Linked DNA regions of Homo sapiens: region 2 is linked to region 1. A link is a loop called in an ENCODE intact Hi-C map of the cell type or tissue named here. Cell type or tissue: GM12878. All regions are shown on one strand. Links, peaks and the distances in the headings refer to the core of each region. The heading gives the core; the rest is flanking DNA. Region 1 overlaps GNG7 (G protein subunit gamma 7). Region 2 overlaps MOB3A (MOB kinase activator 3A).

Evidence for each region. Hi-C counts contacts between places; a loop is a spot of excess contacts. Peaks named below come from ENCODE experiments on the same cell type or tissue, not always from the same donor. Only the 100,000 strongest peaks of a DNase experiment are listed, where the experiment ranks them.
Region 2: it touches region 1 in a loop (7-fold over the local background); 4 of 110 quality-filtered maps call a loop at or near these places.

What each region holds. Positions count from the first base shown.
Region 1 is chr19:2,620,032-2,628,379 of GRCh38, reverse strand. All of the region lies in intron 2 of GNG7 (G protein subunit gamma 7), which reads left to right. Among named protein-coding and RNA genes, the nearest start is that of MIR7850, 6.5 kb to the left of the region's middle. RefSeq lists enhancers at 200-1,399, 3,210-3,459, 6,204-6,403, 7,283-7,582. In GM12878, for the core only: a CTCF peak has its summit at 3,748; DNase peaks (open chromatin) are centred at 773, 3,667, 6,439, 7,429 and 1 weaker place; H3K4me3 peaks cover 3,933 bases; H3K27ac peaks cover 5,495 bases.
Region 2 is chr19:2,084,201-2,092,548 of GRCh38, reverse strand. MOB3A (MOB kinase activator 3A) reads left to right here. Exons shown (of 5, transcript NM_130807.3): 2 at 7,221-7,374. Among named protein-coding and RNA genes, the nearest start is that of MOB3A, 8.0 kb to the left of the region's middle. RefSeq lists enhancers at 1,919-1,968, 3,039-3,298, 2,517-3,479, 3,659-3,718, 4,600-4,729 and 3 more. In GM12878, for the core only: a CTCF peak has its summit at 4,543 (motif pointing right); DNase peaks (open chromatin) are centred at 2,138, 4,778, 5,398, 7,088 and 3 weaker places; H3K4me3 peaks cover 6,685 bases; H3K27ac peaks cover 8,000 bases.

The DNA.
Region 1 (8,348 bases), core at 54-8,053:
CTCACATCCAACAGCCAGTAGGTAAACAGGGACCTCATTCCTAGAGCTGCAAGGAAATGAATTCTGCCGATAACCAAACTAGCTCAGAAGAGGACCCCAAATTCCAGATGACAACTCGGCCCAGCCCATACCTTGATTTTAGGCTTATAAGACTCTGAGCGGGGGACCCAGTTAAGCCAGACTCTTGACACACAGAAGTTGTGAGATGGCAAATGGTGTCTTTGTTGCCGCTGTTGTTACTCAGCAGTAGCTGACTCATACACTTGCCGTGTTGTTTGCCATGTTGAGATTGAGATAATGATCTCCACTTCACATAGGAGAAAACAGTAGCTGAGAGGGGCTGACGTGCCCAGGGTCACATGGCAACTGTGTTGTGATCATCACATTAACTGTGCCTGTCACCTGGGCCGGACCGTCACCTCCTTCATTAAGATCAGGGATCTGGTCCAAGTCTTCACCAGATGTTTACTGAGTGAGTGAAAGAAACAAAGAATGAAGGTGCTGGGACCGATCCTCACCTGACCTCCTGCACACAGGTGAGTCTGTGTCTGCGACCAGGACCAGTGACACCATAGGACACTGAGTGAAATCTCGAGAACATAACTGTGAGGCTCAGAAGGAGTAGTCAGCACATGCAACTCCCCGGGCTGAGTCAGCTGCCGGTGTTGAGGTCGGAGCTGATCAGCCTCCTGGAATGTGACATGCTGTACCCTGACTAATATTCCGGCTGAATCAGAGCTTTGCTCGTAATGAGAGGCAAGTCTCGAGCCAGTCACCCTCTGGCCCATGTGAGACTGGGAATTCAGAATCAGCCGGGAGTGACAGAAAGCCAGGTCTGGCTGGCACGCCTGGGTGGGTGTTTACAGCACGCGGGCTGCCAGCTGTGACCAGCTCTGAAGGGAGCCAGGGCCAGAGGATGCAGGTGCAGAGGACAGGCGCCCGGAGGAAGTGGGAGGAGAGGCGGCCACAGGGCTGGGGCCCCACTCTGGGTGCCCCTGGAGCCATGCAGGGGGTGGGTTCACCCCCTTACCGCCATTTAACATGTGAGGTGGATCGTTCTCTGGGGTGGGTCATCCTGGGCACTGCAGGGTGCTGACAGTGTCCCTGGCCTCCACCAACTCCATGCCAGGAGCACCCCCAGTCATGACAACCACAAATATCCCCAGACATCACCCAGCGTCCCCTGGGACAGAAACACCTTGGTTGAGACCCTCTGGGATAGAAGATTCCACAGACCCCAAGAGATTCTGCATCCCATGATCCTCTGCCCTGCGGAGGTCCCAGGAGGCTGCACACATTGAAATCCACACCTGAGTGGGAAGAGAGAGAGGAGATGAGTCCCAGGAGCTGGGGCTCCCGGGTTTATGCCGTCTGCTCCATCTGGAGTTTATTCCAGTGTCTGGTGTGAGTAGGGAGGACACTCAGTTTATTCCCAAATAATTAAAGCAGGTCTCTCCCCCTGGGCACTGTGGACACTGACACTGGACTGTTCTCTGGGGTGAGGCCGTCCTGGGCACTGCAGGGTGCTGAGCAGCATCCCTGGCCTCCACCCACTCCATGCCAGGAGCATGGACCGATGTGAGGGAATATTAGTCAGGGAAGGTCCCACTTCCCTCCGTCATGACAATTACAGATGTCCCCCGACACCGCCCAGTGTCCCCTGAGGGGACAGAATTACCCCAGTTGAGACCCTGATTGAGTGAACCGATGAAGACAACACCGCCCAAGAGTGAAAGCAGGTGCCCACACCAGGAGCTTTGTTCGGGAATTCAGGGAGGGCTTCCTGGAGGAAGTGACATGAGTTGAGTGTTGCTAGTGCCCTGAAGGTGACAGGTGGGGTGGGGGATACAGGTGCAGAGATGGTTCCAGGACCTTGAAAAGGTGAGAGGGAGGGAGTGAGGAGGCCGCACGGCAGAGGCTGCATTTTATCCCGAGGGCAGGAGGGAGCCATAGCGGGTTCCGGCTCCACCCATGACAACAATCAATTGGTTTGGGTCCAGCCTCCCTGTGTGACAGATTAGGAAACTGAGGCACAGAGGGGGTGAGAGATGCCCCAGCCTCCTGTGGGTGGCAGAGATCCCGGTGGGTTTCCACGGTGCCGCTGGTCAGGCTGGTTTGGGGCAGGGGGCCGGCTTCAGGCCTGGGGCGGGAGCAGCATCAGCTTCACGTTCCCGCTGGAGACACGGGGTCAGGTGGGCACCCGCGGTCACTCTCTGCTTCTGTTTGGTAAAATGGGGGGTGATCACCACCCCTGCAGTCCAGGGTTGCTGCAGGGAGTAAATGAAATAATCAGGCCGGGCGCCATGGCTCACGCCTGTCATCCCAGCACTTTGGGAGGCCGAGGCGGGTGGATCACCTGAGGTCAGGAGTTCGAGACCAGCCTGGCCAACATAGTGAAACCCCATCTCTACTAAAAATACAAAAATTAGCCAGGCGTGGTGGTGGGCGCCTGTAATCCTAGCTACTTGGGAGGCTGAGGCAGGAGAATCGCTTGAACCCGGGAGGCGGAGTTGCGGTGAGCATCAGTGAGCAGTCCAGCCTGGGCGACAGAGTGAGACTCCGCCTCAAAAACAAAACAAAAACAAAAACAAACAAAAAACCCCAAAACCAAAATAATCAGCTCTGAAGTCCTTGTCTTGTGCCCAGCACGGTGAGGGCGCTACCTGCTCACCCTCTCACACCCTCATCTCCTCTCTGACCCAGCTTCCTCCTCCCCAAAGACTCTGCCCTTCACTGGCTTCCCTGGCAACCATGGAAACACTGGGAGGGGCATGGGTGACCCATGGCCCTTCTACAAGTTGGTGGCAGAACCTTGGTTCTCTGCTTCCTGATCCCCGTGACCGAGGAGAAGAGAGAAGTCTGGCTAATCTGGGAGCAGTGGCTCACGCCTGTAATCCCAGCACTTTCAGAGGCCGACATGGGAAGATCGCTTGAGGCCGGGAGTTTGAGACCAGCCTGGGCAACAGAGACCCCCCTCTATTTCTGCAAAAAATAAAAATAAAAACCCTGGCTGGGCACAGTGGCTCACACCTATAATCCCAGTGCTTTGGGGTGCTGAAGTGAGAGAATTGCTTGAGGCCAGGATTCAGGACCAGGCTCAGTAAAAGAGTGAGACCCCCTTGTCTACAAAAAAATTTTTAAAAATTAGCCGGGTGCAGTGGTGTGCACCTGTATTCCCAGCTATTCGGGAGGCTGAGGCAGGAGGATTGCTTGAACCCGGGAGGCGGAGGTTGCAGTGAGCTGAGATCGCACCACTGCACTCCAGCCTGGCGACAGAGCAAGATCTTGTCTCAAAAGAAAGGAAGAGGTCTAGAGGCCCCAGGGGACAACACATGCACCCTCGGCACAGGGCCCGAGCCCCCAGGGAGGTAAACCACAGGCGTCCACCCCTGCCTGGGGTCCGGCTCTGCACCCACAAGGAAAGGTGACAGCCAGGAGATGGCTTCTGTGCCCTGAGCTGACCTTGTCTTCCTGTCTCAGGGCAGGAGTGGCCCAGCCCACAGCGTGGAATTCTGCAAGCTCAGTAAACACCCTGGAGCCTGTGGGATGGGCTGGAGGGGCTCGGGCCCCTGTGCCCGCCTGCCCTCTGCCTGGGGGTAATTACCAGAAAGCCTCCCTCCTTCCCTCCTTCCCAGAAGGCACTGCTGGGCTCAGCCTCCTGCAGGTCAGGAGCTGCTAGGAATAGCCGCCAGGGCTGGCAACAGGTCACAGTCACTGCTCCGGAGACGAGAGGCCTGCTGTGCTGTGGCACCACCGGCAACCAGACAGAGGTGGAGCTCTGCCTGAGAGCCACTGGAGCACCTTTCTTTCTTTCTTTTCTTTTTTTCTTTTTCTTTTTTTTTTTTTTTTTTGAGACGGAGTCTCGCTGTCTCCCAGGCTGGAGTTAAGTGGCACAATCTCGGCTCACTGCAAGCTCCGCCTCCCGGGTTCTCGCCATTCTCCTGCCTCAGCCTCCGGAGTAGCTGGGACTACAGGCGCCCACCACCACGCCCGGCTAATTTTTTTTGTATTTTTATTGGAGACGGGGTTTCACCATGTTAGCCAGGATGGTCTCGATCTCCTGACCTCGTGATCCTTCCACCTCGGCCTCCCAAAGTGCTGGGATTACAGGCGTGAGCCACCGCGCCCGGCCCTTTCTTTCTTTTTTTAATTGTGGTAAAATATATGAAACATAGTATTTACCATCTTAGCCATTTCTAAGGGCTCAGTTCAGTGGCATTAAGCACATTTGCATGGTGCTGCACCCATCACCACCGTCATCTCCAGAACTTTCCATCTTCCCAGACTGAATCTCTGTCCCCGTGAAACACTTGCTCCCCGTCCCCTTCCCAGCCCTTGGCACCCCCCATCCTGCTTCCCTTGTACTGTTCGCTCATGTTCACAGCAGCCAAAAGGTGGAAGCAACTCAAGCGTCCATCAACAGATGGACTGTCTCTGTGAATCTGACGGCTCTAGGGACCTCCTAGGCGTGCAGTCACACAAGATTTGTCCTTTTCTTTTAGATGCAGTCTCGCTCTGTGGCCCAGGCTGGAGTGCAGCGGTGCGACCTCGGCTCACTGCAACCTCCGCCTCCCAGATTCAAGCAATTCTCCTGCTTCAGCCTCCTGAGTAGCTGGAATTACAGGCACCTGCCACTATGCCCGGCTAATTTTTGTATTTTTAGTAGAGATGGGGTTTCACCACATTGCCCAGGCTGGTCTCCAACTCCTGACCTCAAGTGATCCACCTGCCTTGGCCTCCCAAAGTGCTGGGATTAAAGGCGTGAGCCACCACACCTGGCCAATTTGGTTTTTTGTGTCTGGGTTCTCTCACTGAGCGTGACGTCCTCAAGGTGCATCCGTGTTGCAGCCTGTGTTGGGATTCCCTTCCTTTTCATGGCTGAGTAATATTCCATCATACAGATGCACCATGCTGTTTATCTGTCCATCTGTTGATGGACGCTTGGATTGATTGCTTCCACCTTTTGGGTGCTGTGAACATGAGTGAACAGTACAAGTATCTGTCCGAGCCCCTCCTTGCAATTCCTTTGGGTAAGGAACACCTTGTTTATTTGTTTTCTTGAGACCTGGTCTTGCTCTGTTGCCCAGGCTGGAGTGCAGTGGCACGATCACAGCTCACTGCAGCCTCAAATGCCCATGCTCAAGCGATCCTCCCATCTCAGCCTCCAAAGTAGCTGGGACTACAGGTGCACCACCACGCCTGGCTAATTATTTTTTTGTAGAGATGGGGTCTGGCTATGTTGCCCAGGCTTGGAACACCCCGTTTGTTCTGGGTTTGATACTACAGCCCAACCTGTGGTCACCTTTTTGCCTCCTGGGACACAGAAGAGCTCAGACTGAGCCTGGGTGTTGAGGACCTTAGCCGGAAAGTGGCTTCTCCCTCACCCACCCTCACTTGGCCACACACCCCCAGGAAGAAGGACCAATGTTTTCTATCAGTGGCCGTGCCCGGGGTGTCAGAGCTCTAGTGGTATAAATGATACACGGTGAAAGTGAAAACAAAGCCCTCCTCTCTGCCACGTTGCTCTCGCATTGAGCTCCCTTTCCCGGAAGCCCCCTCTCTGCCGCGTTGCTCGCATTGGGTTCCCCATCCCGGAAGCCTCCCTCTCTGCCGCGTTGCTCGCATTGGGTTCCCCATCCCGGAAGCCTCCCTCTCTGCCGCGTTGCTCGCATTGGGTTCCCCTTCCCGGAAGCCCCCTATCTGCCGCGTTGCTCGCGTTGGGTTCCCCTTCCCGGAAGCCCCCCTCTCTGCCGCGTTGCTCGCGTTGGGTTCCCCTTCCCGGAAGCCCCCCTCTCTGCCGCGTTGCTCGCGTTGGGTTCCCCTTCCCGGAAGCCCCCTCTCTGCCGCGTTGCTCGCATTGGGTTCCCCTTCCCGGAAGCAGCTGGTGTTGCCAGTTTCGGGGGCTTTCCCTGGAGATGGGCTGAATCCCCAGCCCTCATTACTGACCATTGACTTCTGCAGGGCTTATCCCGCACCCTTTGCAAGCTTAAAAACCACCAGGAGCCGGGCGCGGTGGCTCATGCCTGTAATCCCAGCACTTTGGGAGGCCGACACAGGCGGATCACAAGGTCAGGAGATCGAGACCATCCTGGCTAACATGGTGAAACCCCGTCTCTACTGAAAATACAAAAAATTAGCCGGGTGTGGTGGCGGGCGCCTGTAGTCCCAGCTACTCAGGAGGCTGAGGCAGGAGAATGGCGTGAACCCGGGAGGCAGAGCTTGCAGTGAGCCGAGATCTCGCCACTGCACTCCAGCCTGGGTGACAGAGCAAGACTCCGTCTCAAAAGAGAGAGAAAAAAAAAAAAAGTTGATGAGGGTTTTGGGCAGGCAGAGGGAATCGAACTCACTCCTCCGTGGTGATCAGCATGAAGGAAGGGGAGAGAAAAGGGGCAGACGAGCCTCTTGTGGCTGCCATAACAGGTGACCACAGACCCGGAAGTATCAATCCGCAGACGTGTGTCCTCTCACGGTTCTGGAGGGCAGAAGTACTAAACCAAGCTGTCTGCAGAGCTGTGCTCCCCTGGGCGCTACAGGAGAGGATCCTTCCGCGTCCTCTGGCTTCTGGGGGCTCTGGCAAACCTGGCTTGTGCTTACCGTCGAATTGCTCCAGTCTCTGCTTCTGTTTTCTGCTGTCTCTCTGTGTCTCCTTCTTTGTTTTTGTTTGTTTGTTTGTTTGTTTGTTTTAGATGAGGTCTTGCTCTGTCACCCAGGCTGGAGTGCAGTGGTGCCATCTTGGCTCACTGCAACCTCTGCCTCCCAGGTTCAAGCAATTCTCCTGCCTCAGCCTCCCGAGTAGCTGGGATTACAGGCGCGCACCAACACGCCCGGCTAACTTTGTGTTTTTAGTAGAGATGAGGTTTGTCCATGTTGGTCAGGCTGGTCTCGAACTCCTTATCTCAGGTGATCTGCCCACCTCGGCCTCCCAAAGTGCTGGGATTACAGGAGTGAGCCACTGTGCCCAGCCATTTTTCTTTAATTAATTTTTTGTGTCTGGAGTCTTGCTGCTGTGTTGCACAGGCTGGAGTGCAGTGGCAGCATCATAGCTCACTGCAGCCCTGAAATCCTAGGGCTCAAGCAATCCTCCCGCCTCAGCTTCCCGAGTAGCTGGGACCACAGGTGTGGACCACCACATCCAGCTTCAACATAAGTTTTAAGCAAATGCAATTAGTCCGTAACAGTCATTTTCCGAGGTTCCCCGTGGACAAGAATTTTGAAGGGACGTCACTAAACCCCTTGCAAGGGAAGTGAGCTTTACTCAGGTCTCAGGAAGCTCCTGGGGTGTGCAGGAAGGGGCGAGGTCACCCCAGGAGGAAGGCGCTGTGCTAAGGAAAGGTGACTGTTGATGGGGCCCCCGTTTGCAGAAACCTGTATGAGTCGTACCACCTCTGTGTAATCTGCCACCTTCAGAGCGCCTGCAGGAAGGCGGCCACGTCACCCCTTTTATAAATGAAACTGGAAGCTCAGGCTGGGAAACCCAAGGTCACAGAACCCAGCCTCAAAGGCAGCCAGCATTTCCACCGCAGGAGTCTGTTCTCTGCACAGAGCTGTCTTGCTCTGTTGCCCGGAGCCAGAGTGCAATGGCACGATTTCGGCTCACTGCAACCTCCACTTCCCGGGTTCAAGCAATTCTCCTGCCTCAACCTCCCAAGTAGCTGGGATTACAGGCGCACAACACCACGCCCAGCTAACTGGCCGACCCACGTTGGCTGGGGGTGCTGACGGCATAAGCTCACCCCTAGGTCCCTCTAGGGTGGCCGATGACAGGACCCTAAGAAGCTCACCCCCAGCTGGGATGTTTCGTTGAAAATCTTCTCTTTTGCCTTTAGTTGCTTGAAAACATTGGACTCATACCCAAGAGCTTTCTAATTGGTTTCGATAGGAAACGGTTCTGAGGTTTCGCCTTTTTTAATATCCTGTTGGTCTGAGACTGGAGTGGCCCCTGGGGTGGCAGGTTTCCCGGTGCATGGGCCCAGCTCTGGTGTGTGGGTTGGGGGATCAGGACAGAGGTTTGTGAGGGGGGCAGTGACCTGCCTGCAGAGAGAGGGGTCGGGACGACGGCCTGTAGCCAGGGTGCAGGGGGATCTGCCTTTCTTTCATTCTACAGGGTCCTCTCCTCTCCCCTCCCCTCCCCTCCCCTCCCCTCCCCTCCCCTCTCCTCTTTTCTTTTCTGTTTTTGAGACAGAGTTTTGCTCTTGTTGCCCAGGCTGGAGTGCTATGGCGCGATCTCGGCTCACTGCAACCTGCAACCTCTACCTCCCGGGTTCAAGCAATTCTCCTGCCTCAGCCTCCCAAGTAGCTGCGAATACAGGCGCGCACCACCATGCCTGGCTAATTTTGTATTTTTAGTA
Region 2 (8,348 bases), core at 50-8,049, 540 kb after region 1:
TGCCTCAGCCTCCCAAAGTGCTGGGATTACAGGCGTAAGCCACCGCGCCTCACCCCCTTTTCCTTTTGAGTATATCAAAATGACTGTTTTTTTCCTTATATACCCAGACTGGGAAAAGTATGTCAGTTTACCACAAAGATTCACAGAGGGTCGGGCGCTATGGCTCATGCCTGTGATCCCAGCACTCTGGGAGGCCAAGGCAGAAGGATAGCTTGAACCCAGGAGTTTGAGACCAGCCTGGGCAACATAGTAAGACCCCATCTCTACCAAAAATACAAAAGTTAGCTGGGCGTGGTGGCGTGCACCTGTGGTCCCAGCTACTTGAGAGGCTGAGGTGGGAGGGTCATTTGAGCCCAGGAGGTTGAGGCTGCAGTGAGCCGTGATTGCACCACTGCACTCCAGCCTGGGGGATAGAGCGAAACCTCATCTCAAACAAACAGGCAGCTAAAAAAAAAAAAAAAAAAAACCTTTCCTTCCAGACACAATAGTTCCTTATTTTTTTTCATGGTTGTAGCAATTTATTATTCTTTCTTTCTCTTTTTTTTTTCTGTTACAGACAGAGTTTTGCTCGTCGCCCAGGCTGGAGTGCAGTGGCACAATCTCGGCTCACTGCAACCTCCGCCTCCCAGGTTCAAGCGATTCTCCTGTCTCAGCCTCCTGAATAGCTGGGATTACAGGCGCCCGCCACCACGCCTGGCTAATTTTTGTATTTTTAGTAGAGACAGGGTTTCACCATCTCGGCCAGGCCAGTCTCAAACTCCTGACCTTGTGATCCACCTGCCTTGGCCTCCCAAAGTGCTGGGATTACAGGCATGAGCCACCGCACCCCGGCTTTTATTCCTTCTTTAACAAAAAAGGTCTTAGAGCCTGGGCGCAGTAGCTCACGCCTGTAATCCCAGCACTTTGGGAGGCCGAGGTGGGTGGATCACTTGAGGTCAGGAGTTTGAGACCAGCCTGGCCAACATGGTGGAACCCCGTCTCTACCAAAAATACAAAAATTAGCTGGGCGTAGTGGCGGGCGCCTGTAATCCCAGCTACTTGGGAGGCTGAGGCAGGAGAATTGCTTGAGCCCGGGAGGCAGAGCTTGCAGTGAGCCGAGATTGCGCCACTGCACTCCAGCCTGGGTGACAGAGCAAGACTCGGTCTCCAAAAAAGAAAAAAAGGTCTGGGTATCCATACTGTTTTGCAACTTATTTTTTGCACTTATCGGATATTGGGTGTCCTTCCGTGTCAGAGCCTGTGTCTCATTCTTCTTAAAACTGTGTGGCCGGGCCGTCCTGGGTTACACAAGGATGAGAAGTCTCCTCTGGGTTGAGAGGTTTTGGCTCAAGTTTAAGGCTTTTCTTTCCAGCCAGATGGGCTTGGGAATGACTCTGCAGGAAGCGCGTGTTCCCCTGATCTGGCCAGCAGCCGGCACTGGAATCTTGGTTGTAGGGTTACTTACTGCAGGGGTCAGTTTCACGGAGGTTTCCCTCCCTTTTCTTCCCCACAGGTTGTGGGTTTTCTCTTAGGTCTTCTGGCTTTAATGCAGAGCTTTATATTCAGCTTATTAGTTTTAAAAGTGTGTTAAAATAATGCACGTATTTTGGCCGGGCGCGGTGGCTCACGCCTGTAATCCCAACACTTTGGGAGGCCAAGGTGGGCGGATCACGAGGTCAGGAGATCGAGACCATCCTGACTAACACGGTGAAACCCCGTCTCTACTAAAAATTCAAAAATTAGCTGAGCACGGTTGCAGGCAGCTGTAATCCCAGCTACTCGGGAGGCTGAGGCAGGAGAATGGCGTGAACCCAGTAGGCGGAGGTTGCAGTGAGACGAGATCGCGCCACTGCACTCCAGCCTGGGCAACAGAGCGAGACTCCGTCTTAAAAAAAAAAATAACGTATTTGTATCATTGCTATGTTTAATGTCGTATTTCATTGACCATAAGTCCCACAGGGAAGGAGGAAGTTGTTACTTCCTGTGTGGGGCTGGGGCCAGGGTCTCCCCCTGGGTATTGAGTCATTCTCTGGGGTGGAGTGTCCTGGGCACTGCAGGGTGCTGAGTAGCGTTCCTGGCCTCCACCCACTCCATGCCAGGAGTTCCCCCAAAACCTGACAACCACAGATGTCCCCAGACATCGTCCGGTGTTGAGGGGCAGAATCTTCACCGTGTTCAGGCCTGTGGGGGCAGGGGGCAGGGTGGTCTATCCCTGACTCAGCCCGCCAACATCCTCTGGGCCACGAGGCAAATGAGAAGAAAAAGGAAGTGGTCGGGGGTGTGAGCCACTCCAAGCACAGACAATTCCCACCGGGGACAAAGGGATGGGCTGAGCTGGGACACCTGGGTGGGGAGTCGCACCCTACGTGCCCTGGAGAACCAAGGCAGCCTGAGTCACCATGCCAGCTCTGCCGGGCTGCAGATGCTGGTTTCAGAAGCGCCTGGCAGCTGCGGAGCTCTGGGGATGCGGACTTGGCTGGGCTAAGATGGATCGGGTATCGGGGCCCCCAGAATCCCCTCAGTGGAGTCCCTGGTAGATTAGATCAGAGGGGAAGCTGCCAATCTAGCTGAGGTCTTGCCCCAGGGCAGTTTTGCCCCCAGGGGACTTGGAAATACGGGGCAGTGCGGGGGGTGCATTTGTGTTTGTCACAACTAGAGGAGGGGCTGCCCCTGGCATGGAGTGGGTGGAGGCCAGGGACATTGCTCAGCACCTGCAGTGCCCAGGACAAACTCACCCAGAGAAGGATCCAGCCCTGAATGCCAAGTGGGGGACTGCATTAGTTATTTGGGAAAAAAAAATCAAGTCTGCTCCCTGCTCACACCAGACACCAGAATAAACTCCCAATATGGCAGACGGTGTAAACCAGGGGACCTCAGCTCCTGGGATTCTCTTCCTCTCCCCCTCTGTGGATTTCAATGTGTGTAGCCTCCTGGGACCTCAGCAGAGCAGAGGATCATGGGCCACGGAGTCTCTTGGGGGTCCGTGGAATCCCCTAACCCAAGAGGTGTCAATTGAGGGTAATTCTGCCCCCAGGGGACACTGGGCCAAGTCTGGGACATTTGTGTTTTTCTCATGACTGGGGGTGCTCCTGGCATGGAGTGGGTGGAGGCCAGGGACGCTGCTCAGCACCCTGCAGTGCCCAGGATGGCCCCTCCCCAGAGAGTGACCCACGCCGATGTCCACAGTGCAGAGAGTGGAAACGCTGCCCTAGTGGCAGACGCAGCAGATTCAGAATTGAAGGATCTGAGTTCAAGCCCAGACTTGTACCTTTTACCTCCCACCCTCAGGCGAGGCAACTGGCCTCAGCTTCTGGACGTGCAGCACGGGTGAGCCCCTCCCGCCAGCCAGGAAATGATGAGTTTCACGAGAGCAGGTCCTCCAGGGCCCCAGCAAATGCCAGGCCTGTTTACTAATGACAGCAAAGGTCCACCATCACTTAGCAGGAATGAGAGCATTCGCTTTCAGCCTGCCCTGCCAGCCTCACAGGGCTGCGGCATGAACCCCTGTAGGGTTAGTTTATGAGTGCGTAGGGAAGTGCTCCCCAGAAAGCAGGAGAAACACGGATGGCCAGATACACGTTTGAGCCTCTGACAACTACAGTCACTGTGTACTAACTAGTGGTGAGGTTGGCAATTTGTAAAAATTACTCATTAAAGAGGGAGACAGAGCCAGGCTCCGTGGCTCATGTCTATAATCCCAGCACTTTGGGAGGCCAAGGTGGGAGGACTGCTCGAGGTCAGGAGTTTAAGACCAGCCTGGACAACATAGCAAGACCCCCGTCTCTACAAAAAATACAAAAATTGCCGGGTGTGGTGGCTCATGCCTGTAATCCCAGCACTTTGGGAGGTCGAGGCGGGCGGATCATGAGGTCAGGAGTTGGAGACCAGCCTGGCCAATATGGTGAAACCCTGTCTCTACTAAAAATACAAAAAAAATTAGCTGGGTGTGGTGGTGCGCACCTGTAGTCCCAGCTACTCAGGAGGCTGAGGCAGAAGAATCCTTGAACCCGTGAGGCGGAGGTTGCAGTGAGCCAAGATCGCACCACTGCACTCCAACCTGGGCAACACAGCGGGACCCCATCTCAAAAAAGAAAAAAAATAGAAAAATTATCTGGACGCACGCCAGGAGTCCCAGCTACGCAGGAGGCTGAGGTGGGAGGATTGCTTGAGCCCCGGAGGTTGAGGCTGGAGTGGGCTGTGATTGTGCCACTGCACTCCAGCCTGGATGACAGAGCAAGACTTTGTCTCAAAAAATAAAATAAAGCAAACAAGAACAGTTAGATCCCCGGCCTTGCCACTCGCAGGACAAGCTTTGTCCCCCTCGGCACTGTGGACATTCAAGGCTGATTAGTCTCTGGGGTGGGGTATCCTGGGCACTGCAGGGCACTGGGCAGCATCCCTGGCCACCACCCACTCTGTGCCAGGAGCATCCTCCAGTTATGACAACCACAAATGCCCCCAGACATCACCCAGTATGAGTCCCCGGGGTGCAGAATCGCCCCCCAGGTGAGACCCCCACTGCAGCTGAGTGTGGCTGAGAGCTCTTCACAGTGGCCACGAGGAGGCGAGACTGGGGTGGGCCCCTGGCTCCCACTGGGCGGGCTCAGAGCATGGCTCCTGCCCCCACGTTCAGACTGAAGCCATCCAGGAGGCCAAGAAGGCGGTGCCAAGTCGGTGGTGCCCAGTCAAGCCCAGATCCTGCGGCCCTGGGTTAGGAAAAAGTTCCGTGAAAGGAGTGTGGCCCTGGGTTGGGATGGTAGCTTGGGGCGTTCCTCCCTGTGGCTTCCTCTTTCTGACACTTGGTCTCTTGTCTCTTGAAACTTTGGGCTGAGTCCTCTGAAGCAGGCACCACAGGTGTCCGTGACGTCTCATCACTGTAACTGTCCCCTAGGTGACACGATCTTAGCTTTGTTTTGAGACAGGGTCTTACTTTGTCCCCCAGGCTGCAGTGCAGTGGCACAATCATAGCTCACTGCAGCCTTGATCTCCTGGGCTCAAGCAATCCTCCCACCTCAGCCTCCAAGTGGCTGGGACTATACAGGCACATCCACCATGCCTGGCTAATTTCTTAACTATTTCGTACAGAGATGGGTCTCACTATGTTGCCCAGGCTGGTCTTGAGCTCCTGGCCTCAAGCAGTCCTCCTGCCTTGGCCTCCCAAAGTGCCAGGATTACAGGCGTGAGCCACTGCAGCTGGCCAGGGCTTCTTTTAGGGGTGAGGAAAGTGTTCTGGAATTAGATAAAGGTGGTGTTTGCGCAACGCCAAACGTGCCAGGAGTCACGTAACTGTACTCCTGAACTGTAACTGAAAAGGTTAAAACGTGTGGGATGTGAGTCATATGTCAATCTAAAAACAGAAGAAAAGACTATCAGGAGAATTAGGACAGTATGCTAAGCCCTCGATAGCACCTGGCCCAGAGGGGCCTGGGCAGGCCTTGCTTCCTGCCTGTCTGCTTTCCCACGAGAGAAGTCAGAGATGCAGTAGGCACAGTGGCTCACACCTGTAATCCCTGCACTTTGGGTGGCTGAGGTGGGAAGATCGCTTGACTCCAGAAGCTCAAGACCAGCCTGGACAACATAGCAAGACCCCATCTCTACAAAAATACAAAAATTATACAGGTGTGGTGTTGTGTGCCTGTAGTCCCAGCTACTCAAGAGGCTGAGGTGGGAGGATCACTTGAGCCCGGGAGGTCAAGGCTGCAGTGAGCTGTGATTGCACTACTGCACTCCAGCCTGGGCAACAGAGCAAGACCCTGTCTCTAAAAAAAACAAAAATGTAAACCAGACAAAAGCACAAAACAGTGACAGGATGCACGCCTGGGTGATCAGGGAAGACGCAGCCATCCTCCAGCAGGAGTGAGGGTGGCCTACCAGCACCAGGAGCAGTTGTAACGTTTAAAAGTAAACCCTCAGGCCAGGCATGCTGGCTCACGCCTGTAATCCCAGCACTTTGGGAGGCCGAGGTGGGCAGATCACCTGAGGTCAGGAGTTTGAGACCAGCCTGGCCAACATGGTGGAACAGTTTCTCCTAAAAATACAAAAATTAGGCAGGCATGGTGGCGTGTGTCTGTAATCCCAGCTATACAGGAGGCTGACCAGGAGAATCGCTTGAACCCAGGAGGCAGAGGTTGCAGTGAGCCGAGATCACGCCACTGCACTCCAGCCTGGGTGACAGAGCAACACTTCACCTCAAAAAAATAAAAATAAAAAAGTAAAAATAAACACTCAGAGGCTGGGCGTTATGGTTCACGCCTGTAATCCCAGCACTTTGGGAGGCCGAGGTGGGCAGATCACTTGAGGTCAGGAGTTCGAGACCAGCCTGGCCAACATGGCGAAACCCCACCTCTACTAAAAATACAAAATTAGTCGGGCGTTGTAGCGGGCACCTGTAGTCCCTGTTACTTGGGAGGCTGAGGCAGGAGAATCGCTTGAACCTGGGAGACAGAGGTTGTAGTGAGCTGAGATCGTACCACTGCACTCCAGCCTGGGCAACAAGAGCAAAACTCCGTCTCAAAAAAATAAATAAATGAAAGTAAAAATAAATAAATACTCAGATTTTGGAAGGTGGCTCCGGGATGCTGCCTTTTTTTTTTTTTTTTTTTTTTTGAGACAGAGTCTTGCTCTGTCGCCCAGGCTGGAGTGCAGTGGCACAATCTCCGCTCACTGCAAGCTCTGCCTCCCGGGTTCAGGCCATTCTCCTGCCTCAGCCTCCCAAGTAGCTGGGACTACAGGTGCCCACCACTACGCCCGGCTATTTTTTTGTATTTTTAGTAGAGACGAGTTTCACCGAGTTAGCCAGGATGGTCTTGATCTCCTGATCTTGTGATCCGCCCACCTCGGCCTCCCAGAGTGCTGGGATTACAGGCGTGAGCCACCGCGCCCAGCGCCTTTTTTAGCAGGACAGATTCTGGGCTGGGAGCATCTTCCAGCCAAGTATGAGGGCTGGGCTGCCAGGCCGGGAGCCAGTGTTGTGCACTGACCTAGAACATATGGAACTGACTTCTCCACTCAGGGCTTGTCTCTCAGGCGCCTCCCGTGCTCTGGGGCAGCGGTCCCCGAGGCAGTGGCAGGATGTGGAAACCTCCGGAAGGAAGTGGGTGACTGTGGTCCGTGAGCTGCTACACCTCGGTGGGGGAGGGGTCATACCAGTTGGTTGCTTAGAGAAACTGTGTTGTTCAAAAAAAAAAAAAAAAAAAGTGTTGCAGCAGGGGAATTTGTCATTTCACCTTTCATTTCTCTAGAAGTTTCCAAGGGTCACTTGTGTCTCGTCCGTGGGAAGACCGGGGGAGCCCAGAAGGCCTTGGTGTGGAATTCTGAGAGCTGATTCCTGCCTTGTCTTCTCCACTGTTCCTGGAGGAATCCGAGAAGAGCAGAGCGGAGGGAGCCCCAGACACGGTAACCTGCCCCCGGCCTCAGGGGACAACGAGGGCGGGAGTCAGGGTCCCGAGGCCACCCCGGCCTTTCTTTGGAAAAGACCCCTTTCTGTGGCCAATCACCCCTCCGCCAAGGAGCCTGTGTTTGTTCCTGATAGAAAACGCTTTGCTCGGGCCGGACATGGTGGCTCACGTCTGTAATCCCAGCACTTTGGGAGGCTGAGGTGGGAGGATTGCGTGAGGCCAGGAATTGGAGAGCAGCCTAGGCAACATGGTGAAACCCCTGTCTCTAAATAAAAAAAAAACTAGGCCGGGCACGGTGGCTCACGCCTGTAATCCCAGCACTTTGGGAGGGCAAAGCGGGCAGATCACGAGGTAAAGAGTTTGAGACCAGCCTGGCCAGCATGGTGAAACGCCATCTCTACTAAAAGTACAAAAATTAGCTGGGTGTGGTGGCGGGCGCCTGTAGTCCCAGCTACTCAGGAGGCTGAGACAGGAGAATTGCTTGAACCTGGGAGGCAGAGTTTGCAGTGAGCCAAGATCATGCCACTGCACTCCAGCCTGGGCGACAGAGTAAGATCCTGTCTCAAAAAAAATAAAAAGGAAAAAAAAAACCGTCTGCTGTGACGGGAACTCTGCCAGTCCACAAGGTTCTTCAGAAGATGTTAACTTCCACTGAAAATCCTGCACCTTTTTCTTTTTGTGACGGAGTCTCACTCTGTCACCAGGGCTGGAGTGCAGTGGCGTGATCTCAGCTCACTGTAGCCTCCGCCTCCCTGGGTTCAAGCGATTCTCCTGCCTCAGCCTCCTGAGTAGCTGGGATTATAGGCACATGCCACCACACCCGGCTAGTTTTTTGTATTTTTAGTGGAGATAGGGTTTCACCATGTTGGCCAGGCTGGTCTCGAACTCCTGACCTCAAGTGATCCACCCACCTCGGCCTCCCAAAGTGCAGGGATTACAGGCATGAGCCACCTCGCCTGGCACCCCTCACCT